Linked DNA regions of Homo sapiens: region 2 is linked to region 1. The links are chromatin loops, found by intact Hi-C in ENCODE. Cell type or tissue: endothelial cell of umbilical vein. All regions are shown on one strand. Links, peaks and the distances in the headings refer to the core of each region. The heading gives the core; the rest is flanking DNA.

Evidence for each region. Hi-C counts contacts between places; a loop is a spot of excess contacts. Peaks named below come from ENCODE experiments on the same cell type or tissue, not always from the same donor. Only the 100,000 strongest peaks of a DNase experiment are listed, where the experiment ranks them.
Region 2: it touches region 1 in a loop (8-fold over the local background); 3 of 110 quality-filtered maps call a loop at or near these places.

The regions. Positions count from the first base shown.
Region 1 is chr4:101,018,734-101,023,036 of GRCh38, forward strand. No RefSeq gene overlaps it. Among named protein-coding and RNA genes, the nearest start is that of LINC01218, 140 kb to the left of the region's middle. In endothelial cell of umbilical vein, for the core only: no CTCF peak of the experiment used is centred there; DNase peaks (open chromatin) are centred at 1,488, 2,438 and 3,638; H3K27ac peaks cover 2,943 bases.
Region 2 is chr4:101,100,453-101,104,755 of GRCh38, forward strand. All of the region lies in intron 3 of PPP3CA (protein phosphatase 3 catalytic subunit alpha), which reads right to left. Among named protein-coding and RNA genes, the nearest start is that of MIR8066, 140 kb to the right of the region's middle. In endothelial cell of umbilical vein, for the core only: no CTCF peak of the experiment used is centred there; DNase peaks (open chromatin) are centred at 2,109 and 3,369; H3K27ac peaks cover 1,191 bases.

The DNA.
Region 1 (4,303 bases), core at 128-4,127:
AGAATGGTGTGAACCCGGGAGCGGAGGTTGCAGTGAGCCGAGATCACGCCACTGCACTCCAGCCTGGGAGACAGAGTGAGACTCCATCTCAAAAAAAAAAAAAAAAAAAGAAAAAGAAAAAGAAAGAAATATATCATAAGTATTATTCTTTTGTCCTCCCCATCTAGATTTACTATGCCTCTGTCAAGGTAGTGGTTACATTACTGTGGTAAGCAATGAATTCAGTTTCGTCTTATTTATAGGCTACTTTGGTAGTATTTTCCAGTAGTGAAACAGTGTTGCATGAGGAAGTGATGCCAGGAGCTGTGACCATCCTTGCAACCACAAGGACGGAAGCCAATAGAAGAATAGTGTGAGAAGGATAGAAACAGCCTCAGTCCTTAGTGATGCTGTTGAGCCACCAAACTAACCTTGGGTCCTCGAAGTCGCAGATGTCCTTGTCTGGGAATTGTAAATGTCTCTGTGGTTTGAACCCAGTTAGGTATTTTGTTACTTGCAGCCGAAATACCTCCTGATACAAACACTGATTTGGCTCCATCTTAGCTTCTCATTCTCATCACTTTTTGTGCCCCACCCCTCCTTTGCTTTCACCAAGTGGTCAACATATCACTATTTTTCTGGATCTTTTCCTCTGCTCTCACTTTTTCCTCTCACACTGGAGCCCCCTCTATGCCTGCCCCCTCTGCAGCCTCTCCAGCTTTCCTCTAGGTAGGAAGATTCCAACCAAGTCAGCTTTGCCTAGGTTTTTCTGACTACACCTACCTTCTCAGCCGCCCACCACACTCACAGGTGCTCACACACGCATACACAATCTTCACCTACGGAATATCTGAAGCACTCATTTGACTCTGCATGCTGCTGAATACAACAATAACTGAAGTTTACTGAGTGCCTACTTTCTGCCAGGCACCATGCCTACTACTTTATTTGCATCATCCCTTTTGAAACCCGTGAAAAGCTTATGAACTAATTACTGTCATTGCCTTCATATCACCAGGGAGAAAATGAGATTTAAAGAAGCTTAGTTTCTCAAGTTCACACAGACATCTAATAAGTATCAGAGCTATAAAAATTCCAACCCAGGCCTAACTGTAGGCCAGGACTGGTGTCAAGAACCCTATACAGAAGTGAGTACATGTGGCACACACATTGATTTATTTTCACTGCCACTGCATATTGTGAGAGACTAGATTTTTGTCTTGAATTTCACTGTACTCCTTTCTCTGCCACAGGCCTAGTAGAAATAGCTACACAATAATGCACCCAGTTGATCAGGTGGTAGTCCTCTCCCCAAGCACTCTCACATTCTCCAGCTGTGGCCTTCCCTTCTCTATAAACACAGCTATCTTTATTAGTCTGTGACTAGCCCTGTCAGAAACATATGAGTTAAATTTTACTAAGATGTTAATAGCTGACAAAGGTTGGTGGTTTCCTTCTCTGATTTGTATCTTAAAAAAAAAAAAAAAAGATTTTTAGAGAAGGTGTTTTGAACTCAAAGGAATGACTCATGGTAAAACTTCCGGAAGGTAAACAGTGTTGAATATATATTCAAAAGGCATTTTGTGAGCAAATTCTGGCAAGCTGATGGTGATAATGGGTGTGGTTGTTATGGTAAGGTAGGGTGGTGTGAAATAAGCAATCTTTTCAATATGAAAGCATTCCATTCTCTTCAAGGCACAGGCAACTTTTTTCATTGATTCTTCACCAGGAATCTCCAGATACTCCACCACCACTTATCTCCTTTTTCTGGGTGAAGTCTAATACACTAAAACAACAACAACAACAACAAAACCACCGCTTTCTTCTCATAACCTTTTCAGTTGTGAATGTTGTATTACATACTTAAATAATTCCCACATTTTTGTGTAAATTCATATCCATTAAACAACTATAAATGAAAATTAAATTAATCATACATAATCTTGTGTAACAGCCGTGTTAAGCAGTAAAATATTTGCCTGTGCTAGAAAATCTGTAGAAATAAAAATATAGAACTGAAATTTAAGTTAGCTTTAGAAATAAATTGGACTAGGTTTCTCAAACTTGTCTGATCCACAAGAATTTTGGTGGATGCTTATTAAAATGTAGGCTCCACTCCAGACCTTTGGGGACCAGGAAATTCTTACGAGAAAGAACAGGTAACATTGAACTGGGGTAAGTGTTTCAGCTGCTCTTCAATAATGGTTTGCCATTTGGAATCTGGGAGTGCCCACACCATAAGGTCATGCCAAAAAATATTTTATTTCTCCTTCCCTACCTCCCCTTCTTCCAAGAAACACTATGCCAGGCAGTGTTTCATCCTAAGAATGCAAAGATAGCAACAATGCTCACTGCAGTGCCAGACAGACAATAAACAATTACATGCAGTGGATTAAGTGTCAAAACGGAGGTAGTACAGGATACTGTGTGCTTAGAGAGGAGGAAATGACTCATTCCAGTATTTAAGACACATCTGAAATCTGCACATAGAAGATGCATGAATACAGACCCAGAGAATTGAGGAAGCCTGGTGTCTTCCGAACATTGTGAGAAGTCCACTATGGCCGAAGCTCAGGGTCAAGTTTGGGGTAGATGAGATTGGCAGGAATCAGATCGTGAATACACTTACATGCCACCTTGTAAGACTCTCTGCAGGACAGTCCTGCAGACAACCTGGAGTTGTTGAGAAGCCTAAATGTTTCCAGCAATTGGTATAAAAAGATTTGAAAATATAACATGACAAAAATGCCTTAGGGGAGAAGTTTAAGTCAACTTTGTTCTAAGCTAATATTCTATAGTCAATTAAAACTTTGATAATCTAGTGGAGACTCTTTTCAGCTGATACACAGCAAAAAACATAAAAGAGCTGCTTTGGTTGATGCAGAAAGCTCAGTCCCATGTCAGTATTCCTGGAAATACAAGCTTCTAGCCAACAGTTTGCAAATCAAAGTTCTGTGTTTTCGGAAGACTGAATAATTGCATGGATATTTAGAATCTTACGATTGAAGGGTAATTTAGATATCACCTAGTTCAATGTCTATCTTTGAAGAGAGTTTCTTCAACTACATCCAGTATAACTCCTTCCAGGCAGCATCACTCAGGAGGTGTCTAGGCACTGAATAAAGTTTGCCCAGGTTTTAACACTTGCAGCAAAGGGGAGGCACTTGCACTCTCCTGCAGCTTACTCTCTGGTTAAGCAGAGTCATTCCTTAAGCATCTATCCTATGGTAATTAGGCATCTTTCTGATTTAAAGAACGTCTTTTGGGATAACCAACTTGGTATTATAGCTATCATGACTTCTGCTGCTCACCTTTTAAGTTTCTTCAGTCCTTCCTTAAAACAGACACTCTCTCCTGCTGGGTCTCCATTCTCCCACATGCATTCCGATTTGACAATGTTGCCTTTTCAAAATTCCATCGCCAGACATAGGTGCAACAATTCTTTCACTACTTTCTGCCTCCCATTTCTATGTATGCATTTTTTAAAAAAGACATTTGTCCTGAAAGGGCCTGGTCAGGGGCTTTTCTGGCTAATATTACCTTAAAATATATAAAGAAGGAATATCCATGAAACGAAAAGAGCAGTTCAGTGTTAAGCCTGACAGTGACTCACTGTACAATGGAATGCTGACATTTAACATTATAATAAAAACTGGTATGTTGTTAAGATTGGCAGGCATTTTGTGTGTTTATGTGGAAAAAATAAGAACCTAGAACAGTGAAAGGAACATGGCAGAGACCTGGTGTTTGAGCAATGAATAAAATAAAAAGCCACATAACAAGGGAAAAGGACATCTCTTCAGTTGCGGAGATCTCAAATTTGTTCAACCCAAGGGGCTTTCAGTTTTGAAGAAACTGGTGGGGCAAACTGAAAGGTCCCCTTTTCTAAATGGAGTGTGACAAGAGGGATCCAGTGAGTGAGAGACATGAAGTAGTAAGGTGAAAGTGTGAGACATTTAAGACAGACCATTGCCATGGTGCCTCCTACGGGGCTGACTTCATGTTGGGGGCCCTGGTTTCTGAGTAGAAAAATAGATGTGTATTAAAATTTATTTCACATGGGATGTGGCGAGGGTGAGAGGGAAGAAGTGTTTCAGGATAAGGCCATTCTGAGGGTTTCAGCCTCACCATGACACCACGTTCTGGGCTGATGCCACGAGATACTTCCAGCTTTGATGTCATCCTAAGTCATACACTGTAGATGGGCAGAGATGTTTCTCTTCCCCTCCAGTTCGTTCATCTCATCACACAAGTTTGGTTTCTGAAGATTTTTCTTTTTCTCAAATACCATTTACGGAGAACAGAAGTAGAGGATATTTTAGAC
Region 2 (4,303 bases), core at 233-4,232, 82 kb after region 1:
TATACCTTAAAATTCTCAACTTAGTTTCTTGGGCATTGCAGTCTGTAAAAATGATGGTCAATTATGCATTCACCAACTTGGGGATACATCTACATTTGACACAGCCTTCCTGGAATGAGCATTAAGTCAACTGGAATATTCAAGTATTAACATCAGTAATTTGTTATCGTCAACTGACATTTGTTAAGAATCCATAGGGAACAGAAAATCAGGCTTTGAAAAACAAGTATGCCCTTTTATCCTCGTAAAACCTGTATTCCCAAAGTGAAGCTAAGAAGATATAAAAACTACAAAAATATTGAGACAAGTCTAATTCTGGTTACTAAAATCTGAAATCAAAATCAATGAGATTTATACATTAATAATTGGCTTTCCAATACAGTAGATATCCTGGATAATATCTATAGGGAAAAGCTGCTGACAATTTATTTGTAGTACTACTTGTAAAGAGTAATCATCTCTCTTAGCTTATATGATAATTTATGAAATGAGTGAGAACTAATTATGTTTGACTATACAGCCCAAGTTTTGGAGAAAATACTAATTATCAGAACAAATGTTTATTATTTTGTTGTTCAAGCAAGATATTATCTCTAGGTAATTATGATTGAAATAAACAATAGGTTGACATTAAATTATATATGTTACTTTAAGTTTCTAATTACCACTTTCTGATTATAGTTATTAGCTAAAGTTCATGTGACTAATGATATTAATATGTCTGAAAAGTTGACCAAATGGCCTGTACAAGCGATCCTTAAAGCATCATGATCTGTTGATGTATGTAACGTTTCCTGTTACCTCAGTGAGTAGTCCGGTAGCTTAATGAGTCTCTGCTACAGATCGGGTTTTATAGCTGTACTTACATGTTTCAATAAAAAGAGTTTGTATTACTCAAGCTTGTCTCACATTTCAGGGAAGATATTCATAAACTATTATTAATGTCAATGGGAGGACTGTCCCCAATTTAAAATGTCTAAGGCTATACCTTAATCTGAAAGTAATATATGTATTTTTCCAAATTGGTCGTTAATTTAGGATGTCTAGTTTGGAATATGAATGGATATGAAAACTCCTTTAAAAATACATTTGCATGTTGAAATTGCTATTTTGAATATATTTCATTTATATGCTGGGGGAGAGAATACATGTTCTGAAGGCACTTAGGCTACTTTTTTAAAGTTTTTTTTTTCTTTAAGAGAGGTATAATATATCCAGTGAAACGTCCATAACTCAAATCACAGATTAATTAATTTTTACACAAATCCCATGAAACCACTACCCAGATCCAGTTACATTTCAGCATTCAGATGGCTCCTTTCAGCCTCCTCCTAGTCAATATTCTTTTGGAAATGTCATTATAATTCTGACTTCTTTAGATTAGTTTTGCCTGTAACAATTTGTTTTAAGGCAAAGTTCTACCTCTCCAATTAAAATCTAAACTGGAACTTTGTAACCCCACTCAAATACCACTAGAGGAATCACATTCTAGGACCCACATTTTCTTTTTTTGCTATCTGTTAAAGACCTTTTTCTGACATTAGCATGTGGCTTTATCCCGTCCAGTCTTAATTACCATAGTTCTTTCATAACTGAAACCTCAAAGCGGGATATATAAATGCACGATGCTAAATATTTCTATCCTATATATTTACACCTTTTAAATGATGCAACATACATGTAATATCCCTGATTATTTAATGGATGTAAAGTACCTAGTATATGACAGGAGTTGAGGAAATATTAGTTCCTTTTCTGTAAATGAAGAAGGAAAGAAAGGAGGGAGGGAGGCAGAGAAAGGAAGGAAGGAAGGAAGGGAGGGAGGAAGGGAGGGAGAGAGGGAGGGGAGAGAAGCAGGGAGACAGAATGAGAAATAGAAGGCAGAGAGAGAGAGACAGAGAGAGAGAGAGAATATAACTCAATTTCTAAATTCTTGGCTCAAAATACCCTAAAAATAAGTCTTCTTTTCACATTTTATTTCCTTCTTCCCTGTAACAAGAATAAAATATCTTCCCAAACATTGACTAAAACCACAAAGGCAGCCAATATGGAAGAAGTGGCATGGTAAATGAAAGGGCAAGGGTGGACTGGAGGTGGAGCCCTGCCAGCATTCTCCCTCAACATCTGGTGGGAGAGAGCTGCCAAGTACAACACTGTCTTGCCGGCAACTATTTTACCATCTAAAGCTCTAACATTCTGAAGAACTGAAGATCTTCAGCAAATCATAACCTGATAGTTTTTTAAAAAAGGGAAGTCTCTTGTAAAAAAAAATCACAATCAATGAAAGCAGTGAAATACAATTAGTTAATTGTTTATTTTTGTCTATGTGGTATCAGATGGCTAACTTGAATCAAATTTTCAGTGAATTAATTGGTTAAGGTAGAAACAAAGGGCTGTGTTACACTGGCCTTTTCTGCATGGTGAGATGTAAATGAGGTGCGCTAATCACTTCAACTGGACCGCTATTGTCTTTCTATTCTGACTCTTAATTAAACAAATATTTACACTTTAAGGTTAGTTTAGGTTACTCAATATGAAAGATGGAGCATCCTCTATTTTTAAAATTAATTTTTGCCACAGACATAGCTTTCTCCTGTTTAATTTTCTCCTATCTTCCCCAATGAAGCAGCACTAAGAATATAATTTTCTTCGTTAATTGGTTCACTGATAATAATAGTGCAATAATTTACTTTGTAATTTATGCTTTTAATGATAAGTAGTCTTGAAAATTGCATAGAGAAGTAAAGAAGGATGTAAAAGAGGAAGCAAGGAAGTAAAAAAGAAAATGGACAGCTTTAGGTACATATTAATCAGCTCTTTAAAGTAACTACTCGTACTGTGAAACATTCCAATCAAAAGTGCTGCCTCTCGATCATCAAACTAAGTAAAGGATTTGCATCAGTTGGGAAAAGATCCAAACTCCTGAAATATCAAATGTAGCTCCTCTAAGACATCACTTGCCTGGTCTGACAAGCATGTAGACAGGCAGCAGTGGAAGAGCAATGCACTATATAGACGACTGGCTACAGGGAGACAGCCAGGCAATTTCTTCTTCATGTCTGTGGCATTACTCTGTCACCTAACATCTCTTGTTGTGCCACTTGCTTGTTATTCTCAGGCAGAAGCATGGAACATTGTCTGGTTTGCTGTGGTTCATTCTGGTCTACGAATTCACAGCTAATAAACACAACACCTCTTCACACTTAAACTTGTTGAGGCCTGGAGTTGAGATCTGGATCTAAGTTGAGAAGCCAGCTCAAGGCAGTGTAGTGCAAAACGGCTAGAAAGGGAGTTTGAGGAAGTGAATAGAAGGAAACAGCTGTGCATGCCTCTGTTTGCAATTCTAAGTTTTTCCTTGTGTTCTCAGAGAAACACACTCAGCCACAGACCTATATATACACATATGCTTGATCAAAGAGATTAGGTACTGTAATGCAATCATCGGCAAGAGCAGTATTTGGTGTAAGACAAATTATTACTCAAAACAAAATTACCTCTTTCATCACTACTCAAAAGCTTGCTTGTCTTATTTGGGCTAACTTTGTGGGAAATGATTTCTAATTTTGGCAAAAGGAGAAGACTGGGGTGGGGGTAATGCATAAAATGAGCTCTGTGTACTGCCCAGAGCACATTACCTAGTGCTTATAAATATACCCAGCAGAGACTGTTTGAAATCTGAAATTATCCTTCAAAGCTGACTTGGTAAAAATTAAACTGAAGTGCTCCCCTTTGCCCAGAGGATAGCCAAAGGAGAATACCTGCAGTGGAGCCCTGAATTATTGAGATGAATTGAGATCCTTTTGAAGCCTGTTAGGATAATACACGCTGGAAAACTGAGCTCTTATTTTAGGATTTTTCTTAAAACAACAGTATCATACTCACAGAGAACATTTTATATCTAATGCTTTGATCTTCAGATTATATAGATAGGGAGAAGGCTGTGTGTACGTTTGTTCATGCATGGGTGAATATAATAGTGTGTACCAGTTTCTGCATTACTGATTTTTTTTTTTCGTGGTGCTTTGTGGTACATGTAATGAATATACTATGGCAAAGGCCTGGGGTTAGTGGAAGAACACAGGCTTTGAATCCCAGCACTGCCATTTACCACGTGTGACCCCCGAGCCTCAGTTACTGCACTCATAAAAGGAACGTATTTACATGTTCCTTGCAAAACTGTCAAGAATAAATGAGGTCATTCAAACTATTGAAACAACAGCATTTACAACATGCTAACAATGTCAGTTTCCTTAATCCACAATAAAAAATCCTTAAAGTATTTTCAGTAGGTACATTTTATATA